5 separate regions of the Mus musculus genome follow, and all the other regions are linked to region 2. Evidence: chromatin loops called from intact Hi-C (ENCODE). Cell type or tissue: left cerebral cortex. All regions are shown on one strand. Region 1 holds the start of Mcm7 (minichromosome maintenance complex component 7). Region 2 holds the start of Mepce (methylphosphate capping enzyme). Region 3 has its middle 6.5 kb from the start of Pilrb2. Region 4 holds the start of Cops6 (COP9 signalosome subunit 6). Region 5 holds the start of Zscan21 (zinc finger and SCAN domain containing 21).

Region 1 (5,000 bases), 380 kb after region 2:
AGTCAAAACGACCCGAGGTATCAAATCACCATCATAGAATTGTATACGTACTGGCTGGTAGGTCTCTGCCCCACACTGATCACAAGTGTATGTGGCCACCACCATCCTGGGCTTGACTTCAGACACACGAGTGACAATGCCACGCACAGTTAACAATTTCCCCACAGAGTCAGCTCGTACTTCCCGGATCACTCGAGGCTTGCTGCTACTTGGGCCTCGGAAATACAACTCACTAAAAGAGAAACATTTGTCAGCAAGTCCCCGGAGAGCAAGTCCCCGCCCTTTCCCACAGAGATACTCACAATCTTCGCATGAGTTCAGAAGGATACTGGTTTTGGGGGTTCCGGACTGCCCCAGGGTCTCTGCTTCGCTGCTCCATCATCAGCCGGTGTTCAATGTAAACATCTAAGACATCCTTATTCACCACCTAAAAGAAAGAAAAGGCGAGAGGCAGGACAGAGAAAGAAAACAGGGCACGAGGCAGACGAGCTCAGAAACAAACCAGCCACCTACCTCCTTCTCCTTGTACTCAGGCAAAAGCTCTTGCACAACATCACCAAACAGTCTTGAGTAGCGCTTGGCATTCTCGCAAATTGAGTCGACCAACTCAGGGTCATCTTCAGCTATGTCATCCAGGTCCACATACAGTGCCACTTGTTCCCGATGAGCCAGATGAACCTGAGGTAAAGAAGAGATGCTAACACTTTAGGGTCAAGTTCACCTCACCCACAAAAGCTCTTCTAAAGTCACTATCCTACCACTGGGGAAAGAACAGAATGCAGTACATCATGGTGGTAGATGTCTATAATCCCAGCACTTAGGATTCAGAAGGCAACAGAGTGAGGAGCTCAAAGCCAACCTCAGCTATGTAGCTACACAGCGTGTTCTTGATGGTGGTCTGAGCCACACAAAGACTACCCCTAAAAACTAAGAGCTAGGAATGGATGAGGTGGCTCAGCAGGTTAGACATAGCCATCTAGCCAGATGATCTGAATTTGCTCTCTAGAACACACATGGTGGGAGAACAGACTTCCACAAATTGTCCTTTTGACCTCTACACATGCTATGGCATGCCCCTGTGAGCACAAACACATAGGAATAAACACGACTAAAACATCTAAGAAAACCCTTAAGCTAAAAACAAAACAAAAACCCAACTTTGTATAAAAACAATCAGAATCAAGTCATTCACTGATAGCCAGACTTGAGATAACCTTATACAAGTTCTTAACACGCCACGCCACTCCCCAGAACCAATCCTGAGACTTACCAACTGGGTCCCATACTTGAACTGCTTCTTTCCAAGCTCATTCTCGTAATAAAACTCTTGGAGGAACTTCTTAACTTTTTCTACAAATATAAAATAAAAACCAAGTCTTTGCAGTGAGGTGTAAAGACCACTGCTGCCAAGGACTAGAGTTCAATCCCTAGGGCCCACCCACAGGTTGGAAGAGAACAGAGTCCTGCGGGTGTCCAGCACTATGATATGCCCGTGCGATCTCACACACACAATAATGTAACAAAATAATGTAAAAATAAATAAAATAAACAATCAACTTTCCTTTTAGATTCTTTATTTCAAACTCTTAACAGAAACCTAAGAAACCCACTTTCACTTAAGACGAAACCTATGAACTAGTTAGTTAAATGAACATTGAAAACAAATCGACCAAGTTCTCCCCAAAGTAGGCAGTGTTCCTTTTCACAAGTCCGTTTTTACACAGAGAAGAATATAGGTCTTCGGGCAGCTACAAGAGTCTTACCCAACCTTCCCAAGAGAATTCCACACTCTGTCTTAATTAGGAATCTCAGTTTCTTCAATTCTCTCAGCTCGCTCCCAATCGACTTAAGGTCCTCGGCTCTCGCTCTACCAGTACAACTCTTTTTCTTAGGCTCCCGCCAGGACGTCCGCCACTAGGCCTCCTCTGCACTCATGCCCGGCTCCCGCCACTGCTTCCGCTCTTAGTAAACAAAGAAGCACATGGGCCCAGATTCCAGCCGCCTCACAGCCCAGGATTCCTCCGCCCGAGACGGGTGGCCGAGCGGGGATTGGCCAGAACGCCAAAGGGCCATTCGGGTCCACCACACTGCCACCTTTCGCCACCGGGCGCTTAGCCTCCCAATTCTAGGCACGCCCCTACCTACTGCAGCTATCTCCGAGGCCACCGCGCGGAAGGACACTGTTTACACACGACAGTCCCAAGATCGGGTAGCGCCACTTCCGCCCGCCTCTACTTCCGCTTGGAGGGCGGCCGAAAACAACCAATCGCGGCGCGTAGCGGTCTGGCAAGCCCCGCCTCTGGACTTCGGCCAGTCTCCAGTGGACGCGGGAATTCGCTAGCGCCCCGAGCAGCAGAGGCTGGCCCAGTAACCTAGTCCCTTGGGTCACGTATTGAATGCATTGAACCAAGTCACCCGGTCTCTACCGAGCGCGCCCCTCCTTTGTGGACTCCACTGGGTTCTCTCCATAACACAAACACATCACCTTTTCCAAGGAGGATTGCTTCCTCCATCCTTGACGCCCACTGCTTATTGCAGGCGCAGTTCGCCTGTCCTCGGAGTCACAGATCCCGGCTCACTCCCCCTCCCCCGCCCGACCCCAAGACTCCAGCACCCCTCAACAGGTGCAGGTAGAAGTTTCCCTCCGAGGACGCCGCCCCCAGCCCTATAGATCTTCACCTTTTTCGATCGCGTAGTCCTTAAGCGCCATCGCTGCCGGGGACGGTGTGGCAGGACTTGAAGGGCTCAAAAATCTCTCTCTGGGGAAGCAGAAAACGAACGCGCGGCGGGACGTAGCCGGCCAACCGAAATTGGCGCGAAACGTCGTCACCCATGTGACCCGTGCGGCTGAGAACCCGCCAATCAGATAGGGGGTTCCCAACTGCTGCCAGCCCCTAACTTTAACCAATCAATGGACGAGTCTAGATTGAATGACAAGGGGCTTGAGGGCGGGCCGTTGAAAGATTGCCAGATCCTGGCGGGTTGGACACCCTGTTTCCCGCGGTTCGAAATTAATGCTCGCGAGTGTGTGTGTGGGAGGAGTGTTTCTTAAAGCGCCAGCCTCCGTGCGGCCTTTTGTTCCGCGTCCACAAGGCGGGGTGGGTTCAACTTTCACCGTGTTCTCGTCTATCCTCCAGAACCGCCATGATTTCCCAGTTCTTCATTCTGTCTTCCAAGGGGGATCCGCTCATCTATAAAGACTGTATCCTTTGACCCGGGAGACGGGGTAGGGTAGCTGGGTAGAAATCGAATCCAGATCAGTCTGTGTCGCCTGTTCCTTAACTATCTTTCCACCTGGCTAGTCCGCGGGGACAGTGGTGGTCGTGATGTGGCAGAGCTCTTCTACCGGAAGCTGACGGGACTGCCTGGAGGCGAGTCCCCGGTTGTCATGGTAACTACTGTGGTTGGTGTGCAGGGCCTTAGAACTGTGGAGGTGGGTGAGTGCCTCCTCCCTGTCAAGGGCAGCTTGGTAGGAAGCTTGGGGGCGGGGGTGTGTGTGTGGGGAGGATTTGTTTATAAATGTTTTGAGTACTAACAAGAAGCCAGTTACAGAGCCATGCACCCTATTTTTTGACTATCAACAACTTTGAGAGGTAGATACTACCTTTCCACGTTAGGCGGCCAGGTCTTAGATCTGGGGCATCGCCCATCACTAGTAGACCTCAGGGTGCCATCTTGCAGGTTTCCTTACTACAATTCTGGTCTTTTCTTAATGGCCTCTGTCCTCAACTCTGCCTCAGTATCACGGTGATCGTCATTTTATTCACATCAGACACAGTGGGCTCTATTTGGTGGCCACAACCTTAGAAAACGTCTCTCCTTTCAGCCTTCTGGAGCTGCTTTCCCGGTGAGTAGAGTTGGGACAGGCACTTAAGAAGGAGGGCGTGTGAGGTTTATTCACACATAATTTGCTGTGTTTCCTTAGGCTAGCCACTCTCTTGGGTGACTACTGTGGCTCACTCAATGAGGGAACCATCTCACGCAATGTGGCGCTTGTCTACGAACTCCTGGATGAAGTGCTGGTAAAGCCCAAAAACTTTGGTCTTTTTAAGTTTATTTATTCACGTGTGTGTGTGTGTGTGTGTGTGTATTTGCCCACATCACTGCACATGTGTGGAGATCAGGTATCTTCTACTTGTTGTAGAATCTGCTAAATCCAATATAGATCCACCATAACTCAAGCACTAGGTCAATGCAGATGACAAAAAGGTATTGTAATCAAGCCAGTACTGATCAGTCAGGGCTGTAGAACAGACTCCTGAACTTGCCTAGCAGTTAAAGGCTGACACCACAAAGTGGAGGGGAGTGGGGTGAGCTGTAGCACTGTCCAATCATATTTTGACATAAGGGGTTGAGCAAGGGAACTTTGACCAATCAGATTAGGAGTAGTTTTCTGGGCTTGAGAACACGAGCTTAGTTGATCTTGCCAGCAAGATGGAGAAGTTGTCCTTGAGGTGTCTGAACTCAAACAGCTGTTCTCTTACCAGCTGTCCCTAAGATGGCGGGACTCAGACAACTGTACAAGTTGTTCCTAAGATGTCTGGACTCAGCTGGGCAGTGGTGGCACACGCTTTTAATCCCAGCACTCGGGAGGCAGAGGCAGGTGGATTTCTGAGTTTGAGGCCAGCCTGGTCTACAAAGTGAGTTCCAGGACAGCCAGGGCTACACGGAGAAACCCTTGTCTTGGGGAAAAAAAAAAAAAGATGTCTGGACTCAGGCAACTATTTACAACAGAAGCCGTTCAGCTATTGGGAAGTCCTCAGCTCCCCCAGAGCCTGGGATCTTGAATTTAGCTTCTCCTTATGATTAAATGGAGTCTAAAAATGAAATGATTTTATTTAAAATAAGTTTCTTTTGCGTGTTCCCAACCAACATACTGTCTAGGTCCCTGGGATTGAACTAAGGTTGGCTTGCTTGATAGCAAGCACCAGCAGAGCTATCTCACAGGATGTCTGTCTGTCTCCCTGGCTCCGTTTCTCCACCTGTGTGTCCTTCTCTTT
Region 2 (5,000 bases):
TGCTGCTGCTGGTGGTGCGGTCCCCGGTGTCTATGGCGCTTGCGACCAATCTTGAGTGGTGAGGCAAGCACTACATGGGCCTCGTCAGTGCAAGTGTTGAGACTGAGCGGGTCAGTAATATCTTTGGGGATGAGGATCTCCACAGGGTCTCGCCCCTTGGCCGGAAGTGGGGATGACTTTGGGGTCTCCGCATTGAGTGCGCGACTCACTTCCTCATCCAGGAGGCTATTCAGGTTCAGTGGATCAAATATGTTACCCCCCAGAAGGAAATTGGATGGTAACACAGAGTCGCAGTCTGAATTCACTCGCCGGCGCCTCTTGAAGGCCGGATGTTTGAAGCTTCCACCGCTCCCTCCCCCCACGTTACAGCTATTTCTTCTTTTGCCCCCACCACCCCCAGGGGGTCGGTGGGGCTGGTAGCCATTGCGAGGTCGAGGAGGGGCTGGGGGACCCAGGTCCGTCCCGCCCCCTCCCCGGCGCTCCTCCCCCACGTCCGCAGGAGCGGCGGCTCGCCCGTGGGGCTCCCCGTGCGCCTGTGCCTGGGGGCCGCCCCCTCCGCTGGCTGCGGCCCCGGCCGAGTGCGCGCGAGGGCCCGGCCCGTGTTCTGTCCCATCACGGAGCTCCCCGGAGGCAGCCTCTTGGTGCGATTGCACCTCGGGGCCGCCCCCTCCGCCCGACTCATCTTTGAGCGGCGGCGGCGGGGCCGGCACCAGAAAGGGCTCCTTCTCCGCCGCCATCTCGATCATCTCCTCTCCCTGTTTAATTTCCCCTTCTCAAGCGAGGGTACTGAGAAGAGAGCAAGGGGAAGCCCCCTGTAACCCTTCCTAAGACCACCTCACTCCCTCCTTCCCCGAGTGCGCGCGCAGCTCTGCCTCGCGCCTCCACCTCCCTCCCGCGACACACCAAGCGCGCTCCACTCGCCCGCGAGACCAAAACAAGATGCCCGCGAGACCCGGACAAGCCGAGGAACCAACTGCGCGTGCGCCGACTCCCTTTTCTCCGCCACTACCACTCTGCCGCGAGCGCGCACGACGGGCGCGCGTCCCGCTCGCCCAGGACCCACGCATGCGCGCTCCGCCACCACCCAGGCTGCGCGCGCATCGGGAGTGCGAACCAACTTAACGGCTCCGAGAGTTTAAATACAGCCCCCCTCCCTAATTACCTCACCCTCCCCCAGCCCGAGACGCCCACCGCCCCACACGGACACCCGACTTCCCTTCGCTGCTAAGTCCAAGCCCTACTGATATCCTTTGTCTCTGCCGTGCGATCCCACCCACCGTAGGCGGGGAACGGGAGCTGGTGTGAAAAGGTCTCCTTGACACCCGACCCTTGTTCCTGAGGAATGAGGCTCCGCCGTCTCCGCCCGGCTCTAAACCCAACAACCTCCCTGCCCCGCCTCCTTCCTCCCCCATCCCCGCCCCTCCTGGAGAGCGCCTGCGCACAGTCCTTTTGGACTTGCGCGGGTTGAAGGGGCAACACGTGCTGGAGATGATGTTCCGCCCCCTCCGCTCTAGGGGCGGGGAGTGTGACGTCGTTTCCTTAGGTTCATTACACGCAGCGTGCGTCAGCACGTTTCCAAGGGGCGTGCATTCCCAGCGAAAGAGGCGGGCTCATGAATTATTCATGAGCGATCGCTGGTCTTTTCCCCACCCCTTCCCCCCGCCCCCAGCCTATCTCATTAGAATTAGGACTTAGGAGAACCTGAGGAGAGGATGATAAAGTAGGCTAAGGAATCGAGACCATTGTCTCAAGAACTGTTATCAATAAAATGCAATATATTATTTAATATATTTTCTGAATTGAAAACAAACAAGTACTAAAACATCGAGATTGTCCAAACTCCTCTTCCCCTGAAATGGCCCAGTTGTTCAAGCGGCCCTCCTCCTTCCACCAGGGACAAACATCTAGAGAACTACGCCTTCCTCTCCTCCCTACACCTACGTCAGGCCTCGGACGCCGCTGCCATAGTGCAGCGCCTGCGTATCGGTCCCTCAGCGCCACCCGCTAGCGTTGCGGATTTTACAGCATTATCCCTGCAGCTAGACACACCGCGAATGTGGGCGGGAAAGGGTATCGACCTGTTTGGGCTCCTGTTTCGGCCAATGGGAAGCACTGATTCTATGCAGAATCCTCAGACTGATGGCTGGCGGAGTTTCCCAGTCCACAGACTATTTGTCAGGAAAGAGCACTGTAGAGGCAAGGGGGGAGCTCAAGATGGTTTCAAAATTTAAGAGGGTGACGACAACTAAAAGGTAGGGAGTGATAGCACGAAAACAGGAAAGAGAAAGCGATTTGAGGCAGAGATAAGAATGAAGTGCCTAGGGCGCTTCGCAGGATATTATGGGGGGGGGGGCGCGGAACTAAAGATGTCAGCGAGGATTATGGAACTTGTAGTTTCACTAGGCTTTCGTTCTTAAGATGGCGGGCTACTCCGGCTGCGCAGACGCAGAAGCAACTTCCAACTGCGCACGCGCAGCACCTGAGCGCACGCCGCTTGGGGGCGGAATTTGTCCGTGTCCTCGCGCCTTCTCCTGGTGGCGGGAAAAGTTGCTCGAGGTGGAAGGGATGTGCGGAATGGCTGCGACAGCGTTAGCTGCGCTTCACCTTTAGGTCCTCGTCGCCCCAGAAGGTAGTTGTCTTTTATGCGACTGCAGAGGAAAGTGTTAGTTGTGGTGACTCTCGGTACCTGTTGGCTGAGGAGAAATTTTCTCTTCGGAGCCACAGCGGACCTTAGCCCCTGCTCTTCAGAATCGCTAATCTTCAGAACAACAACAACAAAAAATAACCCAGTATTGCGGAGGGAAATGAGGCGTTGTGGGACAGCGAGGCTGAGCGGGAGCAAAGGGGAAGAGGCTTCCATGGTGGCGTTCTTGGTCCGGGAGAGTAGCGAAGCGTTACTTGACGCTCTGAGGGGAGGCGAGGGTTGTTTGCCTGGGTGAGATCTCTGCTTTTAATGGCCGTCGCGGAGAGAATTGGTAAAGAGAGAGGAAAAGTAGAAGACCACTCAAAGGCCTCCCCTCCGCTGTGGGGTTCAGTATACATGGCCCCGCATCTTGCTATCTGTAAGCAGAAAGGACGCGCGCCCGCCCTGCGAAGGCCTAGGGCACAAGGTCCTCGAAGCAAGAGCATCCCCGAGGGCAGCCTGAGGTCGGGACACGGGGGTTGGGGGGAGCGGGAGCGATCCAGAGATTGCGGTCAAGGATAGAAATGACTTTTTTTTTTTTTTTTTCCGAGACAGGGTTTCTCTGTGTAGCCCTGGCTGTCCTGGAACTCACTTTGTAGACCAGGCTGGCCTCGAACTCAGAAATCTGCCTCCCGAGTGCGTGCGCCACCACGCCCGGCTTAGAAATGACATTTAATGTCACGAAAGAAACTGTTTTGCTCACAGGTGACCACACATCTTCGGGGTTTCTTCCACCACCTCCCCCAACCCCCACCCCACCGCGCCCCGAGCCAATACACTTTACTGTGAATTTTATTTGTAATGTTCTGTGGGAAGTCTCGTTTGGGTAGTTCCTTCTGAGAGTAAATCTGGTGAGGGTAGGTAGAACATCTTTCTTTCTTTGATTCTTTCTTTATTTCTTTCCTTGTTTTCCTTGTTAAACGTTTAAAAGGTCTGCAGAACACAGATGCGTGCTCACAAAGTGAACTTAAAAACAGGTAAAACATGAGAATAGGCAGGAGTTCATAGGCTATTAGGCAATGTCAAAAAGCCATCAATTCCGTATTAAAGGGAATGAAATTTTCATTTATTCTATCATTATCATCATCATCATCATTTTTTTATGTGTGAATGCTCAGTCTGCATGTACACCTGCAGGCCAGAAGAGAGCATCAGATCCCTTTATAGATAGTTGTGAGCCATCATGTGGTTACAGGCACCCCTGGAAGCCAGTGCTCTTAATTCTTGAACCATCTCACCAGCTCCTCAGTCAGTCCCCCTCCCCTCTGCCTACACAGTGCTGCCATGCACCACCACTGCCAGGGCCCAGGACAGGAAATTTTTAAGTGAATTTATATTTTTTAAAAGTTTTATCACCCTTATTTATTTGTTGTTTGTTGGATGTGTGTGTTTGTGCACATGCTGTAGAGCATGGGGAGGCCAGAGGTCATCCTGTCCATGTTGTGTCATCCTGTCTGTCCATCCCTGCCAATCAAGTGGGATCTGAGATCAGTTTCAGATCATTAGGCTTGGGGGCAAGCACCCCTACCCACTGAATTATCTGTAAGCATTTATTCATTTATTCATTTGTTTGTTTGTTTGCCTGTCTGTCTATCTATCTATTTAGCCACCTATCTATTGCTTATTTGTTTATTTTCTGAGACAGAGTCTTGTCTGTATCCCTGGCTGTTTTCAAGGTCACGTTGTAGCCCAGACTGAACTCAAAGTTGAAGCAACAAACTTCCTTCAGTCTCTTAAGTGCTGTGAGTATAGCCGTGAACCCCTGGTTGTGTTAAACTATATTCTGAAATATAGGAGGCTTTGTGTGTGTCTATATTTGCTTTTGTTTTTGTTTTGGAGGGACTGCAGGGTTTTTCTGTAGTTCTCAAACTAGAACATTCCCACGATTGAAATTTAGACATGGCTCACTATCCTAGCTTAAAAGTGATTGAAAAGTTTTGTTTGCTTGTTTTTGTTTTTGCTTTTATTTATTTATTTATTTTGGTTTTTTGAGACAGGGTTTCTCTGTGTAGCCTGGCTGTCCTGGAACTCACTCAGTAGATCAGGCTGGCCTTGAATTCAGAAATCTGCCTGCCTCTGCCTCCCAAGTGCTGGGATTAAAGGCATGCGCCACCACTGCCCAGCTTTTTTTTTTTTTTTCTTTTTTTAAAGACTTATTTATTATTATATCTAAGTACACTGTAGTTGTCTTCAGATGCACTAGAAGAGGGCATCAGATCTCATTACAGATGGTTGTGAGCCACCATGTGGTTGCTGGGATTTGAACTCAGGACCTTCACAAGAGCAGTCAGTGCTCTCTCCAGCCCTTGTTGTGTTT
Region 3 (5,000 bases), 90 kb after region 2:
GAGTTGGAATGGGATCTCTCTAAGGGATGAACTCTCTTAGGTCAGAGAGGACAGGCTGGCTCCTCTAAGGGTCATCCACATAACAGTCTACTCTTCTCAAGCCCCACTTTCTTCTCCTGTACTCAGATCTCTGTTACTGAGGCCTCCACCACTCACCAGTTTGCAGACATGCTGCTGGTAGCAGAAGAAGCAGGATCCAAGCCATGGGCAGAGTCCATCCATGAAATGAGACTGGCAGACTAAACTTTGTGGAGGGTCCCTGCTGCTGCTCATGAATCAGGAGACACTTGCCCACATTACCCTGATTTTTCTCCTATGAAAGACTCCGTGAGGTCAGGACCTCCTATCTCCACTTCCATGACACTATCAACTTCATTTATCAATCTGGCTTCTTTTCCCATGCTGTGTAAGACCTGCTCTTGTGGTCACTGACAACATGGCCAGGCCTTGAGTCCAGCCTCCTTTCTTTGACTGGGAGATACATCCTTGATCTAGGCACACTGGGATCTCCTCTGGTTACCTTGCCCTCCTATCTTGCTCAGTCCTTCATAAATGTGATGCTGTCCACTTCTCCCTCTCTTCCTTTTTTTTCTCTGTCTCTTCTTCCTTTCACTCTAGTCTCCAACTATCTTCCCGCTTTTCTGTGTGTCTCAGGCTCACTTGCAACCCAGGGAAGAGGCTGTCTGGACAGCACATACCCTTCAGGGAGAAAAAAGCTGACCCATATCCTTGACCAGCTGAGCCCCATGATCAGCTAAAAGATACTGATCAAGATGGGGCCAAGAGGATGCTCCCAAAGTCCCCAAGTCTAGAACTGGGTCCCAGTTCTTTGTCTCTTTCCTGATCTTCAGTAACTCCCCAGAGTCCCCAAGGTATAGCAAGGCCTGGTGGGTTTTTCCTGCCCTTGCTTGTTCCCCAGTTCCTGTTCACAGTGTCACCAGGCTTCACACCTTCCTAGGTGACAGTCCCTGTCACCTAGACAGTGATTCTATAGATTATCCTGTTTTGTAAGAGCCTTTCTGCCCTGCCACCTACAGAGCAAGCCCTGGCTTAGGATATGCAGCATCAAATGGCAGGTCTGAGGGGACTCCAGTTTAACTAAGTCCTTGTAGGCTTAGGTTCAGCACAGAGGCCTCAGGAAGACTTCGAGACAAAATGCAGCCTTACCTCAAAGGCCAGGCTAGGTGTCACCTTCCATGATGCTCTAGAGATGATGCTCTCCAGATGTGGTCATTCTAGAACCTTCTTTGGAACATGTAAGTAGGAAAATTTCAGAACATCAATTTGTCACTCATGACTTATTGCCTGGGACAATTCTGACAGAGGACACAGATAGACTGTGATTGGAATGGAGAATTCAGAGGTGGGCATGGTCAAGGCTGTGGTGGCCTCAGTGCTGGTTCTGTAAGAAGGTCATCTTGTTTTTACCCATGACAAGGTGCCATAGGCTTCCTGAAGACATGATTGTACAAGAGGAAGTGGCATCAATCTCCCTGAGTGACATGTGCAGAGGCATCTTCCCATTTCCTTAGCTTTCCTGGCATTGATTGTCTTGTTCATGATTCCCTGCAACTGGCTATGCAGCTTTCCCTCTCTCATGTCTGCTTGTCTGCCTTCCTCACAGAGCCTGTGTTACTAAGATCCCTTGACCTGAGCCAGACACAAATTGTCATGGACTCACTGCCAGCTACACCCAGACAGACTTCTGTATCCATAGTACCCTTGGAGACAGGGAGGCTCAGAAACTTTGGGATAAGTTGGCTCCTGTTGGAAGGTCAATCAGGACATGGATTAGGGATCTAAAACTTGTCAGAATGAGCCTTCTGTTTGTTTGCTTGTGTCTGTGTGTGATTGTGTGTATGTGTGCTTAAAATCATCTCAAGTATCCCTGGCTGGTCCTTGAACTTGTTATGTAGCCAAGGATGACCATGAACTACTACAGATCCTCCAGCATGGTCCTCCCATGAGCTGGGATTACAGGTGCGAACCATTGTGTCCCTTTATCTATTGTTGGACATAAAACCTTTGGTTCTTTGCATGTCAGAAAGTACGAACTCCACCACATGAACCACATTCTTAGCTGCAGGGAGGTCTGCAAGGATGTCCTGGCCATGAGTTCTCACCTCCAGATTTCTTCTGCCTTTCGCTTACTCTCTGGGGTTTCTGGGTAAATGGTGACTCAACTGCTAACTCACCTGAGAAGGGGCTGGAACTGACAAGACTGCCATATGTAATGTGTTGGACCCAAGCATTTTTACACAACAGCCTCTGGTGGGTTTTACAGGGCCCCTTGTGCCCTGTTCCACTGGTGCCACCTGCTGGCTCCTTAATCTCGGGTGATGAGCTCTGTTGTTTCATGTCTTGGATTCAGCTGAATCCCTGTGGAGACCCTGCTGTGGGGTGTGATTCTGTTCAGGATGCTGTCATCAGTTTCCTGGAGTGTCATCCTGCTTTCCCAATACCAGTGACTATGCCCTGCCATCATACTGCTTTCCCAGGGGAGGGGCACTCCCTGGAAATGAGCATTCTGAGCTTTTGGTGTGGACACTAGGAGCTTCTGCACACCCTGGGATCATGCAGGTTGTCAGAATGCAATGTTAGAACATAGTATGGTTTAGTCAGTAGTGCATGTGCGCCCTGCCTCCTACAATATAAATAATTAAGTGTATTAAAAAAAAAAGCCCAAGATGGGTATGGTAATCTATGTCTTTAATTCAAGCTTTTTGGGTGGCAGAGACAGAGAAGAGTCTAATGGATCTCTATCAGTTTGAAGCTAGCCTGGTCTATATATCCGTTTCAGGGAAGAATGTACTACATAGTAAAAATTGGTCTCAAAAACAAAAAAATCAAAACAAAACAAACCCAAAACCCAACATATTGAAAGCTGTTGGGAGAGAGAGAGCTATTTTTCTTTAGTGATATGACCCCTGGTATGAAGACCATATGAAAGTGGGTCTCTATACACTCAGGAGTAAACAGATAACAAAATTGAACTCAGCAGCTTTCAAAATTGGGGAGAAAAAGCTAAATAACTATAAAACTGGGCATGGGATTCCTCAAGGAAAGAATGAATATGATCAAAATACAAGGAATGAAACTCTCAACTAATTAATTTTTTTCTTTTTTTTTTAAATTGGAAATTTTCTTCATTTACATTTCAAATGCTATCCCAAAAGTCCCCTATACCCTTCCTCCACCCGCCGGCCTGCTCCCCTACTCACCCACTCCCACTTCTTGGCCCTGGTATTCTGCTGTACTGAGGCATATAAAGTTTGCTAGACCAAGGGTCCTCTCTTCCCAATGATGGCTGACTAGGCCACCTTCTGCTACATATGTAGCTAGAGACACGAGATCTGGGGTTACTGATTAGATCATATTGTTGTTCCACCTATAGGGTTGCAGACCCCTTCAGCTCTTGGGTACTTTCTCTAGCTCCTCCATTGGGGGCCCTGTGTTCCATCTACTAGATGACTGTGAGCACCCACTTCTGTATTTGCCAGGCACTGGCAAAGCCTCACATGAGTCAGCTATATCAGGGTCCTTTCAGCAAAATCTTGCTGGCGTATGCAATAGTGTCTGCATTTGGTGGCTGATTATGGGATGGACCCCTGGGTAGGGCAGTCTCTGGATGGTCCATCCTTTCGTCTTAGCTCTAAACTTTGTCTCTGCAACTCCTTCCATGGATACTTTATTTCCCATTCTAGGGAGGAATGAAGTATCCACGAGTTGGTCTTCCTTCTTGATTTTCTTGTGTTTTGGAAGTTGTATCTTGGGTATTCTAGGTTTCTGGGATAATATCCACTTATCAGTGAGTGCATATCAATTAATTTTCTTTGTGATTGGGTTACCTAACTCAGGATGACATCCTCCAGATACATCCATTTGCCCAAGAATTTCATAAATTCATTGTTTTTAGTAGCTGAGTAGTACTCCATTGTGTAAATGTACCACATTTTCTGTATCCATTCCTCTGTTGAGGGACATCTGGGTTCTTTCTAGCTTCTAGCTATTATGAATAAGGTTGCTATGAACATAGTGGAGCATGTGTCCTTATTACCAGTTGGAACATCTTCTGGGTATATGCCCAGGAGAGGTATTGCTGGATCTACCGGTAGTACTATGTCCAGTTTTCTGAGGAACCACCAGACTGATTTCCAGAGTGGTTGTACAAGCTTGCAATCCCCCCAGCAATGGAGAAGTGTTCCTCTTTCTCCACATCCTTGCCAGCATCTGCTGTTACCTGAATTTTTGATCTTAGCCATTCTGACTGGTGTGAGGTGGAATCTCAGGGTTGTTTTGATTTGCATTTCCCTGATGATTAAGGATGCTTAATTCAGGTGCTTCTCAGCCCTTCGGTATTTCTTGGTTGAGAATTCTTTGTTTAGCTCTGTACCCCATTTTTAATGGGGTTATTTGAATTTCTGGAGTCCAGCTTCTTGAGCTCTTTGTATATATTGGATATTAGTCCCCTATCAGATTTAGGATTGATACAAATTCTTTCCCAATCTGTTGGTGGTCTTTTTGTCTTATTGACAGTGTCTTTTGCCCTACAGAAGTTTTGCAATTTCATGAGGTCTCATTTGTCAATTCTTGATCTTACAGCACAGGCCATTGCTGTTCTGTTTAGGAAAATTTCCCCTGTGCCCATATCTTCGAGGATTTTCCCCACTTTCTCCTCTATAAGTTTCAGTGTGTCTGGTTTATGTGGAGGTCTTTGATCCACTTAGACTTGAGCTTTGTACAAGGAGATAAGAATGGATCAACTCGGGCTGGTGAGATGGCTCAGTGGGTAAGAGCACCCGACTGCTCTTCCAAAGGTCCGGAGTTCAAATCCCAGCAACCACATGGTGGCTCACAACCATCTGTAACAAGATCTGACGCCCTCTTCTGGAGTGTCTGAAGACAGCTACAGTGTACTTACATATAATGAATAAATAAATCTTAAAAAAAAATTTAAAAAAAAAAAAAAAAAAGAATGGATCAATTCGCATTCTTCTACA
Region 4 (5,000 bases), 370 kb after region 2:
GGAAGTTGTGAAGAGATTTCAGGCCGGGAGACTAACAGGAGTAAGGAGTACTATTGCATCTTACAGGTTTTAGAGAGGTAGGTAACCCCATTCCATGTCATGAATGACTAGTCAATAGTACACGATAGAGGCACGCACTCTTATTCCAGGACTGGAGTTCATTTCCCAGTACCCATGTCTGTACACTCACAACCACCTATGACTCTAGCTCCAAGGGAAAGAGGAAAAGTTTGTTTCTTTAGCTAATGCGTGTCTATCATATGAGATGTGCCGCCTGTAACCGCCGATTGCTGGGGTTTGGTGCACCGCCTTAGGGGAAGTGAGGATTGCAGACTGGTCAGAGTTTATTTTTTATTTTTTGCAGAAGCTGTGAGGATGAAGAAAGAGGCTCTGCAAGTCAGTATAGCCTGACTAGTCCTAAGCCCAAGCCTAACATGTTCCAATAGACTCTTTTACTTAGTCAATTAATTAATTAAACAGGGTATCATTCTGAAACTCTAGCTGTCCTCTGACCTATGCTGGGGTATGCACATTATACACACACATACACACACACTTACACACTCAAAATAGAGTAAAAAACAAAGGTGTTCTTCTATACACTATTATTGTTTTGTTTTTCTTTCTTTCATTCGTTTTGTTTGTTTGTTTGTTTGTTTGTTTGTTTGTTTTTCGAGACAGGGTTTCTCTGTGTAGCCCTGGCTGTCCTGGAACTCACTCTGTAGACTAGGCTGGCCTCGAACTCAGAAATCCTCCTGCCTCTGCCTCCCAAGTGCTGGGATTAAAGGTGTGCCCCACCACACCCAGCTTGTTTTGTTTTTCGAGGCAGGGTGTCTTAGTCAGGGTTTCTATTCCTGCACAAACATCATGACCAAGAAGTAAGTTGGGGAGGAAAGGGTTTATTCAGCTTACACTTCCACATTGCTGTTCATCACCAAAGGAGGTCAGGACTGGAACTCAAGCAGGTCAGGAAGCAGGAGCCGATGCAGAGGCCATGGAGGGATGTTCTTTACTGGCTTGCTTCTCCTGGCTTGCTCAGCCTGCTCTCTTATAGAACCCAAGACTTCCAGCCCAGAGATGGTCCCACCCACAAGGGGCCTTTCCCCCTTGATCACTAATTGAGAAAATATCCCACAGCTGGATCTCATGGAGGTACTTCCCCAACTGAAGCTCTTTCTCTGTGATAACCCCAGCCTGAGTCAAGTTGACACATAAAATCAGCCAGTACACAGGGTTTCTCTGTGTAGCCCTGGCTGTTCTGGCATTTGGTTTGTAGACCAGGCTGGCCTCAAACTCCAGAGATCTGCCTGCCTCTGCCTCCGGAGTATTAGGACTACAGGTGTGTTCCACCACTGCCTGACTTTTTAATACATTATTAAAATCTGCAAAAAAAAAAAAAAATCATTCCAAGACAGATGAAGGGAACCCAGCTTTCCTTGAGCTCTAGACAGGGGTTGAGTGTTTTAAGAATATTGTTAAATTGCTGTTAGCACTAATGATGACCTTCCCTTCCTTCAGTTTTTCCTCTAATGGAAATCTCTTTAGGTTTATAGTATAAAAACTCCCAAGGTTTATTTTCATGTAACTAACCAAAGACATTGGGAATAGGGCAACTTAACTATCTAATTATCATCTATTGTACCCATCTCTCTCACTGTCCAGGCTGCCCTGAGGAAAAGGACTGTCAGTCTCATAAGTTAGCTAGATGACCCTTAGACTAGCACCAGCAATCTGGGACACACAACAGAAGTCTTGAGACAGCTGTGTAAAGATTGAAGCTGATTTTCCAGTGTATTTGACATAGTTGTTACCAGATATTTTGCTGTCATAGACCCCTATGAAATGTAGATGAACCTGAAAGCATTTCCAGCGTGACAGGAAGGGAGCCCTTTCCCTAGTGGAAGGACTACTGCGAATCAGTGCAAAGCCATGATTGGTCCAAAGCACATACTTCAGTGACTGTGATTAGTAAAAAAAATAAATAAATAAAAATAAAAAGTAGCCCGGGCGGTGGTGGCGCACACCTTTAATCCCAGCACTTGGCAGATTTCTGAGTTCAAGGCCAGCCTGGTCTACAAAGTGAGTTCCAGGACAGCCAGGGCTATACAGAGAAACCCTGTCTCGAAAAACCAAAATAAAAATTTAAAAAAATGGCTGTTATTGGCCCCAAATGAATGATTGTGGACCAAATACTCTTTCTTGGCTATTTAAGCAGGTCGCTTAGCCTTAGTTATTGTCCAAGTAGGAAACGTTTTCTTTTATTTTTATTTTTATTTTTATTTTTTTTATTTTGGAACTCACTCTGTAGACCAGGCTGGCCTCGAACTCAGAAATCCGCCTGCCTCTGCCTCCCAAGTGCTGGGATTAAAGGCGTGTGCCACCATGCTGGGCAAGTAATTGTCTTTTTTTTTTTTTTTTTTTTTTGGTTTTCTTTTTTGTTACAAGTAATTGTCTTAATCACTGTTCTATTGCTGTAAAGAGACACCATGACCAAGGCAACTCTTCCCCTCCCCCCACCTTTTTTTTTTTGTTTGTGCGACAGGGTTTGTTTGTGTAGCTTTGGCTGTGATGGAACTCACTTTGTAGTCCAGGCTGGCCTTGAACTCATGAGGTCTGCCCGCCTCGATTAAAGGCTGTGATTAAAGGCGTGGGCCACAAGCCCTCCCAATAGCAGTTGCTAAGTTGTGTAAAGAGGTTGTCTTGAAACTGAAGAAGCTGAACAATTCAAGAGTAATTACTACTGGGGAGATGGCTCAGGGGATGAAGTGTTAGGACCTGAGTTTAGATCCTCAGTACATCGTTTTAAAAGCTAGGCATGCTGGGTATGGTACACACCTTTAATCTCAGCATTCAGGAAGGAGAGGAAGGCGGATCTCCTAGAAGTCTGCCTAGACGAATAGCAAGTTCCCACCAGCTGGCCAACATTGTAAGACCCTATCTCAACAAACAAGTGATCAAGTCTCTATAGATTATATGCAACATGAAAAATTTTATATCCTGAATAAATTGTCTTCCCCATTCCCTTTTACAGCCTTTCCTCCTTTTGATCGCAATTTTCTCTGTGTTTAGTATTGACAGTGTATCCACTTGAGACCTGGAAACTAATAGCCCTCCTTGGGAGGTAAAGGCAAGAGGATCAAAGTTCAAAGCCATCTTCAGATACACACTACAGAACTCATGGCCAGGCTGGTTTACATGAGAACCGCTAGCAGCAGCACAACACGCAGAGCACCCTGAGCTACTAAGTACTGGCAGCTGCCCCGCCCATTAGCAGCACCAAGTATACACTGAGCATGCACCGCTCCCCGACGGAAGCCGAGAAGGAAAGGGGCGGGCCGTGGCTGGCGGGCGCGGGGAAAATGGCGGCGGCAGCTGCGGCGGGGGCGAATGGGAGCGGAGGCAGCAGCGGCATGGAAGTGGATGCAGCAGGTAACGGGGTGCGCAGACCGACTTCTGGAGTTGCCCTTGAGAAGTGGTCTTGAGTACTTCTTAAACCTGTCCCAGGATAACTTGAGGGCAGCGATGGACGGCCGGGCTCTGCTGGTCCCCTGCTTCCATGTCTAGGGGAAAATGTGTGGGCCCGAGCTCTCAGCCGCTATGTTTTCCTTTCACCTTTAACAGTCCCCAGCGTGATGGCCTCCGGAGTGACTGGGAGTGTTTCCGTCGCTCTTCATCCCCTTGTCATCCTTAACATCTCAGACCATTGGATCCGCATGCGCTCCCAGGAGGGGCGGCCTATGCAGGGTGAGTGTTGTGTGTAAATCTCAAAATCTCTTGGAGATTTCCTCCAGTCACTCCCCTGCGCCCTTTCTTCCAAATTATTGTTTCCCCAGTCGTTGATTCACGCCGACTCGGGAAAGGTTTTCCGAGACGCCTGTTCCTCACCTAGTTTCCTTGCGCTTCTGTTTCTCTCCCCTTAGTGATTGGGGCTCTGATCGGGAAGCAGGAGGGGCGAAATATCGAAGTGATGAACTCCTTTGAGCTGCTGTCCCACACCGTGGAAGAGAAGATTATCATTGACAAAGAATATTATTACACCAAGGAGGAGCAGTGTGAGAGGGGAATAGAAGTGGGTGGGGAAGGAAAAGTGGGAAGATTTTTGTTTTGTTTTGTTTGTCTTAAAGAATAAAAGGCCTGAGGATGTAGGGCAGTGGGGTAAAGTGCATTTCCTAACATTCGGGAAGACCAGAGTTCAATCCTCAGTACCATATAACCCAGGAGATAGAGGCAAGAGGTCAGAAGTTCAAGGTTAGTTAGGTGTAGTTATTTTAAACTGACCCAAAATATGAGGAGGGAGGGGAGAACCGGAAAGAACACACCAGGCCCATCAAACTAAGGAAGAGAGGTTTAAAGGAATATTTACTCTGGCCCCTTCTTCTCCAGTTAAACAGGTTTTCAAGGAGCTGGAGTTTCTGGGTTGGTATACCACAGGGGGGCCACCTGACCCCTCAGACATCCACGTCCATAAGCAGGTATAGAAGCTCAAATATGTGCATGTTGGGGAAATGAACAGAAGGTTAGGGGAAGAGGAGATACTGACTCTTCCTGGGCTTTGCCTTATCTTCTAGGTGTGTGAGATAATTGAGAGTCCGCTCTTTCTGAAGTTGAACCCTATGACCAAGCACACAGATGTGAGTGTTGTTGACCCAATGTCCCCTTTTTCTTGATCATCTGCCACTATGCCTTTGCTCTAATTTACCGACATTATGTGTATTAGAGAAAGCTTGAGTTGAATCTCTACCCTGCTGTTTACACCCATCAGTTGTGTGACTTCATCTCTTCAGTGGTGTTTCCATATGTAATGTGTGTAAAACCTAGAGAAAGCATGAGCCAAGTGTGGTGACAACACTTGTAACCAATCTTAGCACTCAGGAGATTGAGGCAGGATTGTGAGTTCAAAGCCAGCCTGGCATGTGTGTAAGTTCAAGTGCATTTGCTTTTAGTAAGAGCTGTTCTCTTGTCTCCGTCTGTGTTTTTACAGCTTCCTGTCAGCGTTTTTG
Region 5 (5,000 bases), 330 kb after region 2:
GTAGAACAAGCATACACAAATAGAGAATCAAAATCTTGTCTCAGCTTTGCTATCAATTTACACTCTAGTACACACTGGATCTGATCTGCCAAGACACTGCTTTCTTCATACATAAACAAGAACTCAGGCAGATTGTTCTCTGTGTTTTTGATTGTAATGGCTATTCCTGGTTGTCAACTTGACTCTATCTGGAATGAACTACAATCCACCTGTGATCCAGATCTTGAGGCTGGAAGAAGATTCTGACCTGGATCTTGGCATGGAGATCTTGAGGCATAGTGGCCATGAGAAACTTAGGTCCATGCCGGGCATGGTGGCTCATGCCTTTAATCCCAGCACTTGGGAGGCAGAGGCAGGTGGATTTCTTAGTTCGAGGCCAGCCTGGTCTACAGAGTGAGTTCCAGGACAGCCAGGGATACACAGAAAAACTCTGTCTTGAAAAAACAAAAAACAAACAAACAAACAAAAACAAAACAAAACAAGAACAACAAAAAAGAAAAACTTAGGCCCAGGAAACTAAGGCAAAGAGATCTCTGAGTTCTAAGAGCCAGGCATGGTGGTACACACTTAATCTGGGCCACACCTTCTGCTAGAGATTTGCTTAAGGACATTGGAAGAAGGAAGAGTCCCTCTTCTTCGGCTGCTTGCACTTACTTGCCAGCACATCTGTTGGAATCTACTTCTACAGACGACCAGCTGGAACACCTAGCTTCGTGGGACTGAGCAACTACTAGATTCTTGGACCATTGCTGGGGTACAGACTGTAAGTTATCACAATAAATTCACTCAGTATAGACAGACATTCCCTTAGTTCTGTGACTCTAGAGAACCCTAACTGTTACAGTGCTCATGTACACAGTGTGTTTGCAAACATGTGAAGGCCAGAGGTTAATGTTAGCTGTCTTCTTCAATTGCTTCTCTACCTTGTTTTTGAGACAAGGTGTCACTGATCTGGAGCTAGGCTGCCCAGACAACAGACTGCAGGGGTCCTCCCAGCACTCGGATTACAGGCATGTGATGTACCATAGTCTTTTTATGTGGTGCTGGAAATCCAAATGTAGGTCCTCACGCATGAGCTCTTTACTCACTCACTGATCTAGAGGCAAGTGGATCGTTTATAGAGTTCGAGGTCAGCCTGGTATACATAGAGTTCCAGGCTAGCTAGGGCTAATGACATGTTTGTCTCAAAAACAAGGCAGTGGTGGCTCATGCTTTTAATCCCAGCACTCGAGAGGCAGAGGCAAGTAAATCCCTGAGTTCGAGGCCAGCCTGGTCTATTGAGTGAGTTTCAGGGCAGCCAGGGCCGCATAACCCTCCAAAAACCACCCACCCTCAAAAAAAGAATGAACGAAAGAAAGAAAAGGGAGGGGGTAGGAAGAGAGAATGAGAATAAAAAAAGAAATAGGGGGAGAAACAGATCACAACCAGGACAGTCGCAGCCTCCGGTGAAACAGGATACCGACAACGCTCGGATTCCTAGAGGGGCGGCTGCTCCCCCTCCAGAGGGGCGGGGCTCTGACGCGCTTCCGGTGGTGCTGTCGTTCAGCCGCTGTGAGGATTCCAGACTCCAAAGCGGTTCTGAGTCACGGTGAGCCTGCGAGTCCCAGGTTAGCCTAGCGGTCGGGGAGCGTTGGCCAAAAGATTTCGAGAGGGTGGGACGGGTTTAGCGACTGTGGTTCTGGTTCGGGGAGTTCCTCCATGGTGGTTCTGGGAGATTGAGGAGGAGCGCCCCGCCCAGCCGTCGTCGGCGCCCGCTCTAAGGAAAGGCTTTTCCACCCCCGAGGGCTCCCTGGAACAAAACCCTGATTCTTTTGCTTCCGGAATCGCATTTCTAGTCTCTCCGTTATTGTCTGTTACCTGACGGAAACTGCCCTCTTTCTTCCCCAGCAAGAGCCCTGAGATCTAAACTCAGAACTAATTGTTAAGAATAAGCCCAAGTGTAGAAACCTCTGAAAACCCGAATCTCCTCAGTCTTGAGTCTTGTCCAGTCCAGGCGGGGAATTGGTCCCGGTGGGCTTTGTGCGCACTGGACAAGGATTTGCTCAAGTCTGGAAAGATTTTTAGACGATCGTTTGTAAAACGCGTATAGGATAGAAAGGTGATTGATTTATTTGGTGGCTGACATAGTTGGAAATCTGTTGAAAGGGGACACTTAAAGAATTGTGAACAACAACAACAAAATCAATACAGGAAAATTGTTTTTCAAGTGGTGGAAGGCTTCTGAAGAGAGACTGAGTATTGGTTCAGGGCTATTGAAATGATGCAGAATTTGGCTCACTCTGAGCTACTAGATCTGCCCAGTAGTTATGCTCTTCAGAATTATTGGCCTGCCTGGAAGCTTTTTGAAAATTAGTTTGCTCGGTTTGAGACGGGGTCTTACTGTATGGCCTACACTGGTGTATAATTGGTGATCCTCCTGTCTCTGTTCTCTTCAGTGCTGTAATTACAGGTATGCACCACCACGACTTCAGCTTGGAGTTTCCAAGTGCAGAGTGTCTTAAGGGCATTATCTACTACAAGGTAATAATTGCTGTTCATTTGATGCAATCTGTGATAGTTTGATTTGTTTACACTTCGTCTTGCACAGAATGAATTTGAGGCTGATTAAGGGAGTGTGTGTGTGTGGGGGGGGGACTTATAAACTGTAGAATTCGCATAAAGGAGGGAAAAATTGGGAAGTGACCAAAAGCCTGCTGCTAGACTTCGAGAGTTAGGTTTTTATTTTTTTACTCTGTGTGTGTGTGTGTGTGTGTGAGTCAAAGGATAGTTGGCATAGTTGACTGCTTCCCTTCCATTACATGGACACCAGTCTCAAAACAGGCAGCAGGTCGGTTGCATTTGTTACCCACTGAGCCATCTTGTCAGTTGAGTTAAACCTTTAGATAGGGGCTGGAGAGATGGCTCAGTGGTTAAGAGCACTACTGGCTGCTCTTCCAGAGGTCCTGAGTTCAAATCCCAGCAACCACTTGGTGGCTCATGGCCATTTGTAATGTGATCTTATGCCCTCTTCTGGTGTGTCTGAAAACAGCAACAGTGTACTCTTAGACATAAAATAATACATGAATCTTTAAAAACAAAACAAAACAACCTTTAGATAGCTTTGGTTTTGCTTTTTTGTTATTTTTCAAAACAGGGTTTCTTTGTGTTGCCCTGTCTGTCCTGGAACTCTGTTGACTATGCTGGCTTCTAACTCAGAGATCCTCCTGCCTCTACCTTCCATGTGCTGGGATTAAGGTGTACATACCACACCCTGCTTTAGGTAGCCTTTTTAAAGTTTTTTTTTTTTTTCTATGAAAGTGTTAAATTAGGCCTGTTTTTCTACCCACATACTTTTTGATTTTATGACTATTTAAGGAATTTTCAGAAACCAAGACCTGGAGGGCATCTTCACATGGCAAGCTCAGCATTACCAAATGTGAAACATTGGCTTTCTTTGTGTGCAGGGAGCAAGATGCCAAGATACTTTAGTACCAGATTTTTTCTTTTCTTCTTTTTGGTTTTTTGGTTTTTTTTTTGGTTTTGTTTTGTTTGTTTTTTTTTTTGTTTTTGTTTTTTGTTTTGTTTTGTTTTGTTTGTTTGTTTGTTTGTTTTTTTGAGACAGGGTTTCTCTGTGTAGCCCGGGCTGTCCTGGAACTCACTCTATAGACCAGGCTGGCCTCAAACTCAGAAATCCGCCTGCCTCTGCCTCCCAAGTGCTGGGATTAAAGGCGTGCGCCACCACACCTGGCCAGATTTTTTTCTTAAATCTTGCCAAAACAAAAACAAAGCAAAAGACAACATGTCAGTCATGTGGAAGTTTTTCTTTTTTTCCTACTTCTTAGCCTATCTTCCACCCTGTTCTTCTCCCCACCTCCTTTTTCTTTTTTCATTTTCTTTTGTTTGTTTTAGAGAGAGGGCACTGCTGTGCATCTCACCATGCAGCTCAGGTTCCGGCTTTGACCTGTCTCAGAATGCTGGGATGGCAGCCAGCTGTCCCATTGCAAGCATAAAAATCTCACTTATGCATGCTCTTACTAAATATACTCCAAGAGTGAGAGGACGAAACTCACCTTTCTTTGCTTCTCATCTCCCACTAAGTAGAAAGCTGCAGGAAGGCAGGGTACACCCAGTGGTCAAGTGGCAGGTGGTCAGTTAGTCAGAAGATATTCTAAGGAATCAACTGGGAAATACCAAATGTTCAAAACTTTTTAAGCATTTTTGTTTGTATCACATATTTTGATTGAATTTTTCTATGAAATTTTTTTTTCAGCGATATATATCTTTGTCAGACTAAATAACTGTATGTTGGGCTTGGTGACACAGCTTTAATCCCATCACTCAGGAGGAGAGGTAGGCCAGTCTCTTATGCCTTCCAGGCTATGCAGTGAGACCTTGTTTTCCCATCCACTCTTCTGTTAAAATATATATATATATATATATATATCTAGGGGGTGCTGGAGAGATGGCTCAGTGGTTAAGAGCACTGACTGCTCTTCCTGAGATCCTGAGTTCAATTCCAGCAACAACATGGTGGCTCACAACCATCTGTAATGGGATCTGATGCCCTCTTCTGGTGTGTCTCAAGACAAATACAGTGTACTCTTTTTTTTTTTTAAAGATTTATTTATAATTATATGTAAGTACACTGTAGCTGTCTTCAGACACTCCAGAAGAGGGCATCAGATCCCATTACAGATAGTTGTGAGCCACCATGTGGTTGCTGGGATGACCTTTGGAAGATCAGTCAGTATTCTTACCTGCTGAGCCATCTCACCAGTCCTACAGTGTACTCTTATAGATAAAAAAATAAAATAAAATAAAATGTAACTGCAGGGCTACAAAAGACCGGTCAGCCCATAAACAGGCTGTCCCCAGGCATGCTGGCCTGAGTTTGATTCTGGAACCCACATGGTGGAGGGAGAGAACTGAAAGCTCTGACCTCTAACCTCTGTACATACTATGGCATATATACCTCCTCCCCTCCCCTACACACACACACACACACACACACACACACACAC

What was found. Hi-C counts contacts between places; a loop is a spot of excess contacts. Peaks named below come from ENCODE experiments on the same cell type or tissue, not always from the same donor. Only the 100,000 strongest peaks of a DNase experiment are listed, where the experiment ranks them.
Region 1: a loop joins it to region 2, with 4 times the contacts of the local background. A loop is called at or near these places in 9 of 42 quality-filtered maps.
Region 3: a loop joins it to region 2, with 12 times the contacts of the local background. A loop is called at or near these places in 25 of 42 quality-filtered maps.
Region 4: a loop joins it to region 2, with 9 times the contacts of the local background. A loop is called at or near these places in 14 of 42 quality-filtered maps.
Region 5: a loop joins it to region 2, with 2.5 times the contacts of the local background. A loop is called at or near these places in 4 of 42 quality-filtered maps.

What each region holds. Positions count from the first base shown.
Region 1 is chr5:138,169,047-138,174,046 of GRCm38, forward strand. It overlaps Mcm7 (minichromosome maintenance complex component 7), which reads right to left and starts at 2,837. Exons shown (of 15, transcript NM_008568.3): 1 at 2,680-2,837; 2 at 1,271-1,350; 3 at 514-678; 4 at 303-427; 5 at 52-232. The coding sequence starts at 2,710. It overlaps Ap4m1 (adaptor-related protein complex AP-4, mu 1), which reads left to right and starts at 2,975. Exons shown (of 15, transcript NM_021392.4): 1 at 2,975-3,202; 2 at 3,303-3,391; 3 at 3,741-3,847; 4 at 3,926-4,022. The coding sequence starts at 3,145. In left cerebral cortex, CTCF peaks have their summits at 2,078 and 3,092; DNase peaks (open chromatin) are centred at 2,157, 2,924 and 3,345; H3K4me3 peaks cover 2,658 bases; H3K27ac peaks cover 2,074 bases.
Region 2 is chr5:137,785,317-137,790,316 of GRCm38, forward strand. Mepce (methylphosphate capping enzyme) reads right to left here and starts at 1,385. Exons shown (of 4, transcript NM_144913.3): 1 at 1-1,385. The coding sequence starts at 746. It overlaps Zcwpw1 (zinc finger, CW type with PWWP domain 1), which reads left to right and starts at 2,486. Exons shown (of 17, transcript NM_001005426.2): 1 at 2,486-2,629. In left cerebral cortex, CTCF peaks have their summits at 1,819 and 2,509; DNase peaks (open chromatin) are centred at 102, 319, 1,001, 1,515 and 4 more places; H3K4me3 peaks cover 2,919 bases; H3K27ac peaks cover 2,317 bases.
Region 3 is chr5:137,875,727-137,880,726 of GRCm38, forward strand. No RefSeq gene overlaps it. Among named protein-coding and RNA genes, the nearest start is that of Pilrb2, 6.5 kb to the left of the region's middle. In left cerebral cortex, a CTCF peak has its summit at 2,321 (motif pointing left); a DNase peak (open chromatin) is centred at 2,316.
Region 4 is chr5:138,157,754-138,162,753 of GRCm38, forward strand. Cops6 (COP9 signalosome subunit 6) reads left to right here and starts at 3,349. Exons shown (of 10, transcript NM_012002.3): 1 at 3,349-3,429; 2 at 3,622-3,744; 3 at 3,921-4,052; 4 at 4,384-4,472; 5 at 4,569-4,631; 6 at 4,982-5,000. The coding sequence starts at 3,360. In left cerebral cortex, no CTCF peak of the experiment used is centred here; DNase peaks (open chromatin) are centred at 2,852, 3,305 and 3,708; H3K4me3 peaks cover 1,623 bases; H3K27ac peaks cover 1,138 bases.
Region 5 is chr5:138,115,401-138,120,400 of GRCm38, forward strand. It overlaps Zscan21 (zinc finger and SCAN domain containing 21), which reads left to right and starts at 1,505. Exons shown (of 5, transcript NM_011757.3): 1 at 1,505-1,607; 2 at 2,436-2,520. In left cerebral cortex, CTCF peaks have their summits at 1,600 and 3,003 (motif pointing left); DNase peaks (open chromatin) are centred at 1,574 and 2,321; H3K4me3 peaks cover 1,829 bases; H3K27ac peaks cover 1,578 bases.